Linked DNA regions of Homo sapiens: region 1 is linked to region 2. A link is a loop called in an ENCODE intact Hi-C map of the cell type or tissue named here. Cell type or tissue: CD4-positive, alpha-beta T cell. All regions are shown on one strand. Region 1 overlaps ZC3H12D (zinc finger CCCH-type containing 12D). Region 2 overlaps TAB2 (TGF-beta activated kinase 1 (MAP3K7) binding protein 2).

Evidence for each region. A loop is a pair of places that touch in the nucleus more often than their neighbours do. Peaks named below come from ENCODE experiments on the same cell type or tissue, not always from the same donor. Only the 100,000 strongest peaks of a DNase experiment are listed, where the experiment ranks them.
Region 1: it touches region 2 in a loop (11-fold over the local background); 1 of 110 quality-filtered maps calls a loop at or near these places.

What each region holds. Positions count from the first base shown.
Region 1 is chr6:149,447,739-149,452,738 of GRCh38, reverse strand. ZC3H12D (zinc finger CCCH-type containing 12D) reads left to right here. Exons shown (of 6, transcript NM_207360.3): 5 at 17-123; 6 at 1,260-5,000. The coding sequence ends at 2,056. Among named protein-coding and RNA genes, the nearest start is that of ZC3H12D, 35 kb to the left of the region's middle. RefSeq lists enhancers at 469-1,020, 1,021-1,572. In CD4-positive, alpha-beta T cell, no CTCF peak of the experiment used is centred here; a DNase peak (open chromatin) is centred at 1,944; H3K27ac peaks cover 16 bases.
Region 2 is chr6:149,394,934-149,399,933 of GRCh38, reverse strand. TAB2 (TGF-beta activated kinase 1 (MAP3K7) binding protein 2) reads right to left here. Exons shown (of 7, transcript NM_001292034.3): 4 at 2,170-2,330; 5 at 1,872-1,965; 6 at 750-830. Among named protein-coding and RNA genes, the nearest start is that of SUMO4, 2.8 kb to the left of the region's middle. In CD4-positive, alpha-beta T cell, no CTCF peak of the experiment used is centred here; no DNase peak of the experiment used is centred here.

The sequences.
Region 1 (5,000 bases), 53 kb before region 2:
TGTGCTTATTTTCCAGGTTCATGCCGCCTGATGACCCCCTGGGCCGCCATGGACCCTCCCTGAGCAACTTCCTGAGCAGGAAGCCGAAGCCCCCAGAGCCATCCTGGCAGCATTGTCCTTATGGTGGGTAGGGCCCAGTGCTTCGCAGGCCCTGTTCAGGGCCTTGTGTGGGGGCAGTACAGGAGCACAGTCAAAAAGCGCTGGCCTGGTGCTCAGCGGCCTGGGCTCTTGCCCAAGTTCTGCCCTCCAGCTGTGCTACCTGGAGAGTTAACTTTCCTGACAGGGTTATTGTAGAACTGACATCCTGGCCGGTGATTTCATGGGAGCCAGGATCCCATGCCAGGGTCGGATGCAGGGGTCATGCACACAGCAAAGCTGTGTCTGAGAAGCCGGGAGCCTGGACACAAACCCAGCTGCGGGTCTCAGTCCCTTCACCTGGCCCCTGGCAGCTTCTGTCCTCACCCTACCCTGCTCTCCACCCCTCCACCCTATGGACTTTGGTCACTGCTATCCATGAAGAGTTAAGAATTTTATCCCAGCACCCTGGGGGATGCCAGCCTTCTAGCCAGCTCTTTCACTGACTTGCTTCGTCAAGTTATTTGATGTTTCCAAGTTCAGTAAAGACTTGGGTGACAGTCAATCATTTCTTGTTAGAATTAGGTGACCATACATACATTCAGGCTGACTCCTCCTTCCCCCTTTCACTCTCAGAAGCCTTGGGTTTGGATAGTAACACTTGACCATTTGTTCACGACTCTGTTAGAACAGCGTGCAGGGTGAGGGCAAGCGTTAGCACAGCGAACACGGAGAACGGTGGGAACTGAGGCGGCACTGCAGGCGCAGTCCTCTGCCCCGAGCACCCACTCCCTACCGCCCGCTCCCTAAGCCTGGCCCTATCCACAGGGTCCCTGGGCAATTGGAGGCTGAAAGTCTTTGAATCCAGAGATTTGGTCTTAGTCCCTGGTCAAAGGGACCTGGGAACGACACTCCTCTGCATACCCTGGGATGAGTGTGCTCAGCGCCCCCTCACCCAGGCCGCCCGCGCCTCCCGGGCACTTCTCCCCACCTCGGCCCCGCGCCCAGATCTTGAGGCGTTTCCAGGGCGCTGAGTCTGAGGAGTCCGCGGCGGCCTGGGGGCCTGCTTGGAGGAATCTCCACGGAGAGGCCGCGGGCCGGCACTCCCCGGATGCACCAGGAACCACCGCCCCTCCGCGCCCCCGGGCCTCACGTCGCGCCCTCTCTGCCCCCGCCCCTTTCAGGCAAGAAATGCACCTATGGCATCAAGTGCAAGTTCTACCACCCGGAGAGGCCGCACCACGCGCAACTGGCGGTGGCCGACGAGCTCCGCGCCAAGACAGGGGCCCGGCCTGGCGCGGGCGCCGAGGAGCAGCGGCCACCGAGAGCCCCGGGCGGCTCCGCAGGAGCCCGGGCGGCCCCCCGGGAACCATTTGCGCACAGCCTCCCGCCGGCGCGGGGGTCCCCGGACCTGGCCGCCCTGCGAGGGAGCTTCTCTCGGCTGGCCTTCAGCGACGACCTGGGGCCCCTGGGGCCGCCTCTCCCGGTCCCCGCCTGCAGCCTCACGCCCCGACTGGGCGGGCCCGACTGGGTGTCCGCGGGCGGCCGGGTGCCAGGCCCGCTCAGCCTCCCTAGCCCGGAGAGCCAGTTCTCCCCGGGCGACCTCCCGCCTCCGCCCGGCCTGCAGCTCCAGCCGCGGGGCGAACACCGCCCTAGGGACCTGCACGGCGACTTGCTTTCCCCGCGCAGGCCACCCGACGACCCGTGGGCCCGTCCACCCCGCTCCGACCGCTTCCCTGGGCGCTCCGTCTGGGCGGAGCCGGCCTGGGGCGACGGCGCCACTGGGGGACTTTCAGTGTACGCGACCGAGGACGACGAGGGGGACGCGCGCGCCCGGGCTCGCATCGCGCTCTACAGCGTCTTCCCGCGTGACCAGGTGGACCGCGTGATGGCCGCGTTCCCGGAGCTCTCAGACCTCGCCAGGCTCATCCTCCTGGTACAGAGATGCCAGAGCGCGGGGGCGCCCCTGGGCAAGCCCTAAGGGACCAACACGCACTTGCAGGGAATGGCCCAGCCTCGCCTTGCGTCTTGGACGGGTGGACCTGTGGTTGCCAGCCTGGACCTGAGTGGGCCCATCATGGTGCCCCCTTTTCTTTAAAGATGGTCAGGGAAGCCTGCTTCCTCCTCCTGAGCGGGGTTGTGGGGGCCTGGTGGCACTTGGTGATCCTCACTGAGGCCGGGGCCTGCTGCGGGGAGGTCCACCCACTTCCGTGGAGGGAATGATTTTCCATGTGCACGGAGACTGCGGGTCCAAGCTGCAGTAGAACCCACAAGTGGGTCACAAAATCAATTTAGTGGGTCACCACCACAAACACAGTGGACTGGGACAGGGCAAAGCGCACCCTGTGCCATCAGGCTGAGTCTGAACTCTTGTTACCTATCCTGTGTCCCCACCCCCTTGGCAGCCATGTAACTAACCTCAATGTGGGTCGTAGTCAGAAGTTTAAAAAAGACTATGAATGCTCTTGAATTTCATTGCTTCAGGTAATGTTTGAAATATGTAGTCAGGTGGCCAGGGGAGGTTTGCTATCTGGAAGTTTTCATGTTAGCTATTGCTAACCCCACCCGCAAGGGCAGCCCAGCCTCCAGGTGTGGGCTCTCCTGTGCTCTGAATTGTGTGGCTGTCCTATGCTGGGGACAAGTGGTAGGAGCGCTTTGTCCCAGGGCCACCTTCTGGGGCCTTCACACACATACCCCCACCACACAAACACACACACACACACACACACACACACACAGTCTATCATACATGTACATACTCACACACACCACACAGACACATACTGTTTGGCTAAGGGTTAAGTATCTCCAATATTTTATTAGCCATCCATCATGGCAGTTTCCAGAATAGGCTTTCTACTGTACCAGCTGAGCTGCCTTCTTTTACTTCTTCTTCTTCTTCTTTTTTTAAACAGACAGAGTCTCGGCCCGGCATGGTGGCTCATGCCTGTAATCCCAGCACTTTGGAAGGCTGAGGCAGGCAGATCACTTGAGGTCAGGAGTTCGAGACCAGCCTGGCCAACATGGTGAAACCCTGTCTCTACTAAAAATACAAAAATTTAGCCAGGCATGGTGGCATACACCTGTAGTCCCAGCTACTCAGGAGGCTGAGGCAGGAGAATCACTTGAACCTGGGAGGCGGAGGTTGCAGTGAGTTGAGATCATGCCACTGCACTCCAGCCTGGGCAGCAGAGCGAGACTCCGTCTTAAAAAAAAAAAAAAGACAGAGTCTCACTCTGTCACTCTGTCTGGAGTATAGTAGTGTGATCATAGCTCACTGCAGCCTCAAACTCCTGGATTCAAGTGATCCCCCTGCCTCAGCCTCCTGAGTAACTGGGACTGTAAACATGACAGCCGCACTTCACAGTTACACTGGGGCTGGATGAGTCAGGACTTTTGCTCTCAAATCTACAGGTGGGTTAGGAGAAAACTGACATGAGCTCAGTCAGAGTTTATTGCCACCTTCCTGGTGCCGTTTCTTCTAGCCAGCTACTGCTCTGGGTTTGAGGAGAAAGGGCCTACTCATTTGCAATGGCTAAGAAGTGAGATGGTGCTGCCAGAGTGCCGACCCCCGAATCCTCAGGGGCCCTGGCCTCTCCTGGCAGCATCCACCCATTCTGGTTACCATGCCAGCCCTCCAGACTATGGCTCATTTGTTCACTAGAGGGCTTGGTAGCTTGGCAGTTTGGGGAAAGCGGGAGGCACTTCCCAGGGGAAGACCAGAGAAGACCAGCCCCCAGCCCCACAAACTTCCTGCAGCCTGCTGGTGCAGAGGGAACTCTTGCCAGTTTACTACCAGATTTCATGAGATGTTGGCAGGCCTGGGGGGCACCTCAGGGAGAGTGCGTTCCCAGCCCTTTCATTCATGGTAAATGACACCCCTGGGGCATACAGTGATGTTAGGTTTTTCTCTGAAACTTCTTTGATCTTTTAAAACCAGATTCTTAGCATGGATTGAGCCAGATCTGTTCCTTACCCCCTTTTTCCAAAGAGGACGGTGCACCCACAATTTTACCATAACATATTGGGATCTCAGGCCTGAAGATGACCCATTCTTTGTAAATAAGTTGGATTTTCCTCATAATATGTGTGGGTTTTTTTGGTGGGGGAGGAGGGGGCAGGGTTCCGCTCTGTCATCTGTCACCCAGGCTGGAGTGCAGTAGTGCAATCAGGGCTCACTGCAGCTTTGACTTCCCAGGCTCAAGCAATCCTTGTGCCTCAGCCTCCTGAGTAGCTGGGACTACAGTTGTGCCACCACGTCCAGCTAATTTTTTCTATTTTTTGTAAAGACCCAAAGCGTTGGGATTACAGGCATGAGCCACCTCAACGGGCCTTTATTTTTTTTATTTTAATTTTTATTATTATTATTTTTGAAACGGAGTCTCGCTCTGTCACCCAGGCTGGAGTGCAGTGGCGCAATCTTGGCTCACTACATGCTCCACTGCCTCCCAGGTTCATGCCATTCTCCTGCCTCAGCCTCCCAAGTAGCTGGGACTACAGGCGCCCGCCACCACATCTGGCTAACTTTTTGTATTTTTAGTAGAGATGGGGTTTCACCGTGTTAGCCAGGATGGTCTCGATCTCCTGACCTTGTGATCCCCGCCTCAGCCTCCCAAAGTGCTGGGATTATAGGCGTGAGCCACCGCGCCTGGCCCCGGGCCTTTATTTTTATTTTTAACCTTTTGACAAGACACGCTTTCTATTAGAGCTGCTTTTTGTCTCCCTGGTTCGATTTCCTGATGTAGAATCATTGTGTTGCTGATTTTTCAGTTGAAAATGTTTAAACTGCTTCCTTTGAGAACAAGTTTGAGTTTTAGTAAGCTGTAAAGCTGTTTTATTTGATTCACTGTGAATAAGACAAGTACAAAAAAAAAAGTGAAAACACAGCACATTTCAAGTGTAATCCCCTTTGGAATTTTTCCAAA
Region 2 (5,000 bases):
AATACTACTGCATCTTTACAACCTCCACCCTCCCACACTTTTGTGTTCTTGCAGTTTTCTTCTTTTAATATTATGTATCCATTAACACATTTTTACCTTTTAACTTTCTTATTAGAGTTGAAAGTAAATTATATACCACGGTTAAGTGTTAATCTGTAAATATGTCTATATTTTTACCTTCAGCAGTGATATTTATGTACCTGTTTCCATTTCTACACACATTTTAATGCCTGGATCAAAACACACAGACATACTTTGAAATGTCTTAGTTTGGTGTGCATATATTCTGAGAATATCAATGATGTAAAATGATAGAAGGTAGAAAACTATTCACCTGGAATTTAGGGTATTTTGATTACTTAAAGTTATATATAAATTAAACTAAATACTCATGGGGGGGGGGAACTTCCCTAAGGTATCTTCCTTATCATTTGTCTAAAGTTTTAAATGATACAAATTTTTGTACTTAGTAATTGTTTTTTAACCAAGACTTGCTATTATTGGTTGGGAGTACATAGTGTTTCCTAAGCTCGTGCATATTACTTTTAAAAAGCTAAGAATATTACATCTTTGCATCCTTCCCAACCCCAAGCATGTAAATGAAAATAAGCAAACATCTTCTTAATGAATTCATTTAAGAATGCCAAAGTTTGAAGCAATTCTAGAGAGGAAGGTTGCTGAACAGGAAAAATTTTCTAAAATTTTGCTTTTCAAAAGTAACAGTTTTCACATTTAATGGATACACTAACCTTTGGGTTTTGGTGGCACAGGACCTACAAATCCAATATTGTCATAAAAGTTATGAATAGCGCTGGGGTTAAAATGTGGTCCTGAAATATATAAAAAGTAAATATATCAATGCTTATAGCTCAAAAACAACTTTACTTTTTAAAACAAGTATTTCTTTCTAAAAATAAACACGCTATAAGAAATGCTTTTCATTTATTTTGCCCCTCTAACCTCGAATTATATGTAAGATTTCAAAACATATTTCAAATATATTATCTTAGGTATAATGTAGTACTCATAAACACGGGTAAGTGGTAAACTGTGAAAGAAGTCAAATTAATGCTGGTAAGACATTAATAGAAGTAGAAGTAGATCCCTGTTCTATGTGGCAAGTTAAAATAACTTAAAATTTCACAATTTAAAATGTAATTTTAAACGATCAAACATGGACTTAAGTAACTAAACAGCTTTACCTCAAGTAAATATAAAAACCTTGCACTATGTAATAGAATGGTTAAAATTTTACACAAAAAGAGTAAGTTCAAGGATTGTAGTTTCTAGAACAGCACCAACTTTTTAGAGTTAAATTATGGTATTTTTCTATGAATGTTTAAAGATAAATAGCTTAATCAACATTTAAAAAGAATAAAAATAAAAATAATCATCTTCCAGTTGAACAGATTCTAGAACACAGTCCCAAGTGTGATTAAAGACTTCTCTTTTGGTTAGATTCCTTCCCCTTCCTGTCTTTTCCATTTTATATCTTTTTATTATTTATCCAACTTCAGAATTAGGTTTAAGTGATAACATTTCCTTTTAGTTCTCTATGGAACTGAATTAAATTGTAAACATTATTTACTATAAGAAAACATTGCTTGTCATTAATAGCTCAAGTATAAGAAACTATCATTGTCTAAAGAATGTATAAACCTTATTTTTACTATCTTCTATATTTTATCAGTTAAGATAGTGCCATTGAGATGGGGGTGACTTTTTAAATATATTCTTAAAAGTCTGTCTGGCTCCAAAGCCACATGTTCTGAGACAGTAAGATTATGATTGATAAGTCTGTTTTTAGCCACAGAAAAACTGCTGGTGAATTAAATACGATGAATTTCAGCTACAAATACACTGAACTTTACCTCGGGCTTGAAAAAGATCAATTTCTTTGGTTAAGCAGTCAATGTCAATCTGGAGTTGTCTATTACAACTTCTCAGCTGCTGCATTTCTTCAAGCTGAAAAATAATTCTATGTAAGTAAGATTTGCACTGAATTCTTAGTCATTAGTTAATAAAGAATGGAGTTTGGCACAAGAAAGTAAGGACAGAAAAACAAGAGTTAAGAACATCTGAAGAAAACTAGATAGAGATATTACACTTATGTTAGATGGCCTACTCTCATGTTCAAGCAGAGATCACAACAGTTACATAAAGACTTACGGAAGGTATCTGGGATATAGAATTTGATCTTTTCAGGCGCCTTCGAGTTAGATTATTTTCCATTTCATTAACCTCAGATTTTAATTTATCCAGCTTTTTCTTTTGAATCTCAAGTTCTCTTTGAAGTCGTTCCATTCTGGCCTTCTGGTGTACCAAAAGAGCTGCAACACACATTAGTAAACATGAGGACCCACCCACTTTAATCAATTAACCTTTAAGCAGACTTGGAAAAGCAAACAAGAATTTGTCAGAAATCCCAAAGCTACATTAAAACAAAATATTGTAAGTTTAGGCATTTAAAATTTCAATTTTTTTTTTTTTTTGACACAGAGTTTTACTCTTGTTGCTCAGGCTGGAGTGCAATGGTGCGATCTCGGCTCAGTGCAACCTCTGCCTCCTGGGTTCAAGTGATTCTCCTGCCTCAGCCTCCCAAGTAGCTGGGATTATGGGCAACTGCCACCACACCCCACTAATTTTGTATTTTTAGTAGAGATGAGGTTTCACCATGTTGGTCAGGCTGGTCTCGAACTCTGGACCCCAGGTGATCCGCCTGCCTTGGCCTACCAAAGTGCTGGGATTAGAGGCTTGTGCCACTGTGCCTGGCCAAATTCCAAACATTTTAACTGAAAAATTGTTTTAGTCATTTAAACAAATGCCACTTTTTAAATGTTTTCTAGGATTTGGAGAAATTCACTTTATGAATGAAGACAGCATTTTTAGGCTACAGCTTCTCTAAAGGTTTTCGTCTTTTCAGTTAACCTACTTACTACTGTATCTAATTCACATCTACCCTCGGAAAGGACAAGCTCTCTTACTTCAGAGTTTGTCATGTTTGGTCTATGAATGAAGCATTCTAATATGAAAATGTTATAGATATTTTAGAAGGGAATGTAGAATCCATTTTGATGTATGCAACAAATAAAACAGGCAGATTGATTTCACTCCACATAAATGTTAACATTAAATTATCCCAATTGCCACTTATATTTTTGTATATTCAGATTATATTTTGTGAAAATATCTTCCAAGATCTTTAAAGAAACAAAATAAGCAATCAATCCTGCAGCATGAACTACTTGGGAAACCATAATAAACTACAAATACTGGTATATGTTTTTGTGATCTGTCCCTGGACATGAATCTCATCCTTTAGGATACTGGACTGGAAGTGAAGATACTTGAATCTACTTTTTATAAAGAAACAACATGGGATGATTCTATCTTGAGAAAAATAAAGCAGATTTGGAAAAGAACTTTAAACAACCTCTAGAAATAAAAGTCACTGAAATGAAAAAGCCAAACAGATTACAGTAGATTACATACAAAGACAGTTGGTGACCTGTCAGATAGATGTAAGAATGTTACCCAGAATGCACAGATAATGTGACAGAAAAAATGAAAGAAGAGTTCTGAAAGGTCTCACAGACATCTAAGAAAAAAATTCCAGGCTGGGCATGGTGGCTCACACCTGTAACTCCAGCACTTTGGGGAGGCCGAGAAGGGTGGATCATCTGAGGTCAGGAGTTCGAGACCAGACTGGCCAACATGGTGAAACCTCGTTTCTACTAAAAATACAAAAAGTTGCCGGGCGTGGTGGTGGATGCCTGTAATCCCAGCTACTTGGGAGGCTGAGGCAGGAGAATTGCTTGAACCCGGGAGGCAGAGGTTGCAGTAAGCCGAGATCACACCACTGCACTCCAGCCTGGATGACAGAGTGAGACTCCAACTCGGGGGCGGGTAGGGGGAGACAGAGAGAGAAAAGAATTCCAGAAGGAGACAACAGAGAGAATAGACAAGAGGCAAGATGTGAAGAGATATTGGCTGAAAATGTTTCAAAATTGAAGGGAAAAAAGGAAGTAACAAATTTTAGAAGATAAAATAATTTGTTCACCTAATTAAATTATACAAGAATACAAATGAATAAAGGTATTTCCAACAAAGTCTGGGGAAATTCAACAATCACAGATAGCTGCTGAAATAACTACTCAATATATGTTCTGATAAGAAGGAAATTAAACACAAAAGAATGGAATAAGATGAGTAAATCTAAAAAAAAAAAGCTCTGACAATAAAACAAAGGAAAAGACTATGGCAGGGCAGGGGAGCAGCAGACATTGTCTAAAACAAAGTGAAAATAAAACATTGGAAAAGAATAACAATACACTGGAAGTGCAAAAATCAGAGGTGAAGTATTCTAAGGTCTTGAAGGTATTTAAGAAGAATACAGTTAAATGTTGCTAAGCCAAATATACATGTTCAGTATTTAGGGATCTGTGCTAAAGGAAGTTAAAACAGAATGTGCAGTTTCTAAATTCAAAGACAGAACCTAAGGAGAAATGAGGGAAATTTAATTAAACCTAGATAGCAGGAAAGGAGGGGATAAAGGAAAGAAATACAAAACAAAAACCAGACAGGGATAATTCCAAATATACTAGAAATCACAATGAATGCAACCTAATTAAACATATCTGTTGAGATGAGATCAGTAGACTGAATTGTAAAACCTCAGCTATATGCTGCTTATAAAAAACACTCAAAACATAATTAACTTATCTATTATTTTAATAAGTTGAGGGTCTATGTGTCAGATGTTGTTGTAGGCATTTTGGAAGTCCATGAACAAAATAGGAAAAAATCCTTGCCCTTGCGGAGCTCACGTTACCACGGTAGCAGAGATTGGGGCCAGGGAGTAGGGCAAGAGAAAGACTCTAAACAAAGGGTAAACAGGTAGGCAAACTATGGCCCATGGGCCAAATCTAGCCCACTGCCTGTTTCGTCATTAAAGTTTTATTGGATACAGCCTTGCTCATTTGTTTACTTGTTGTCTATGG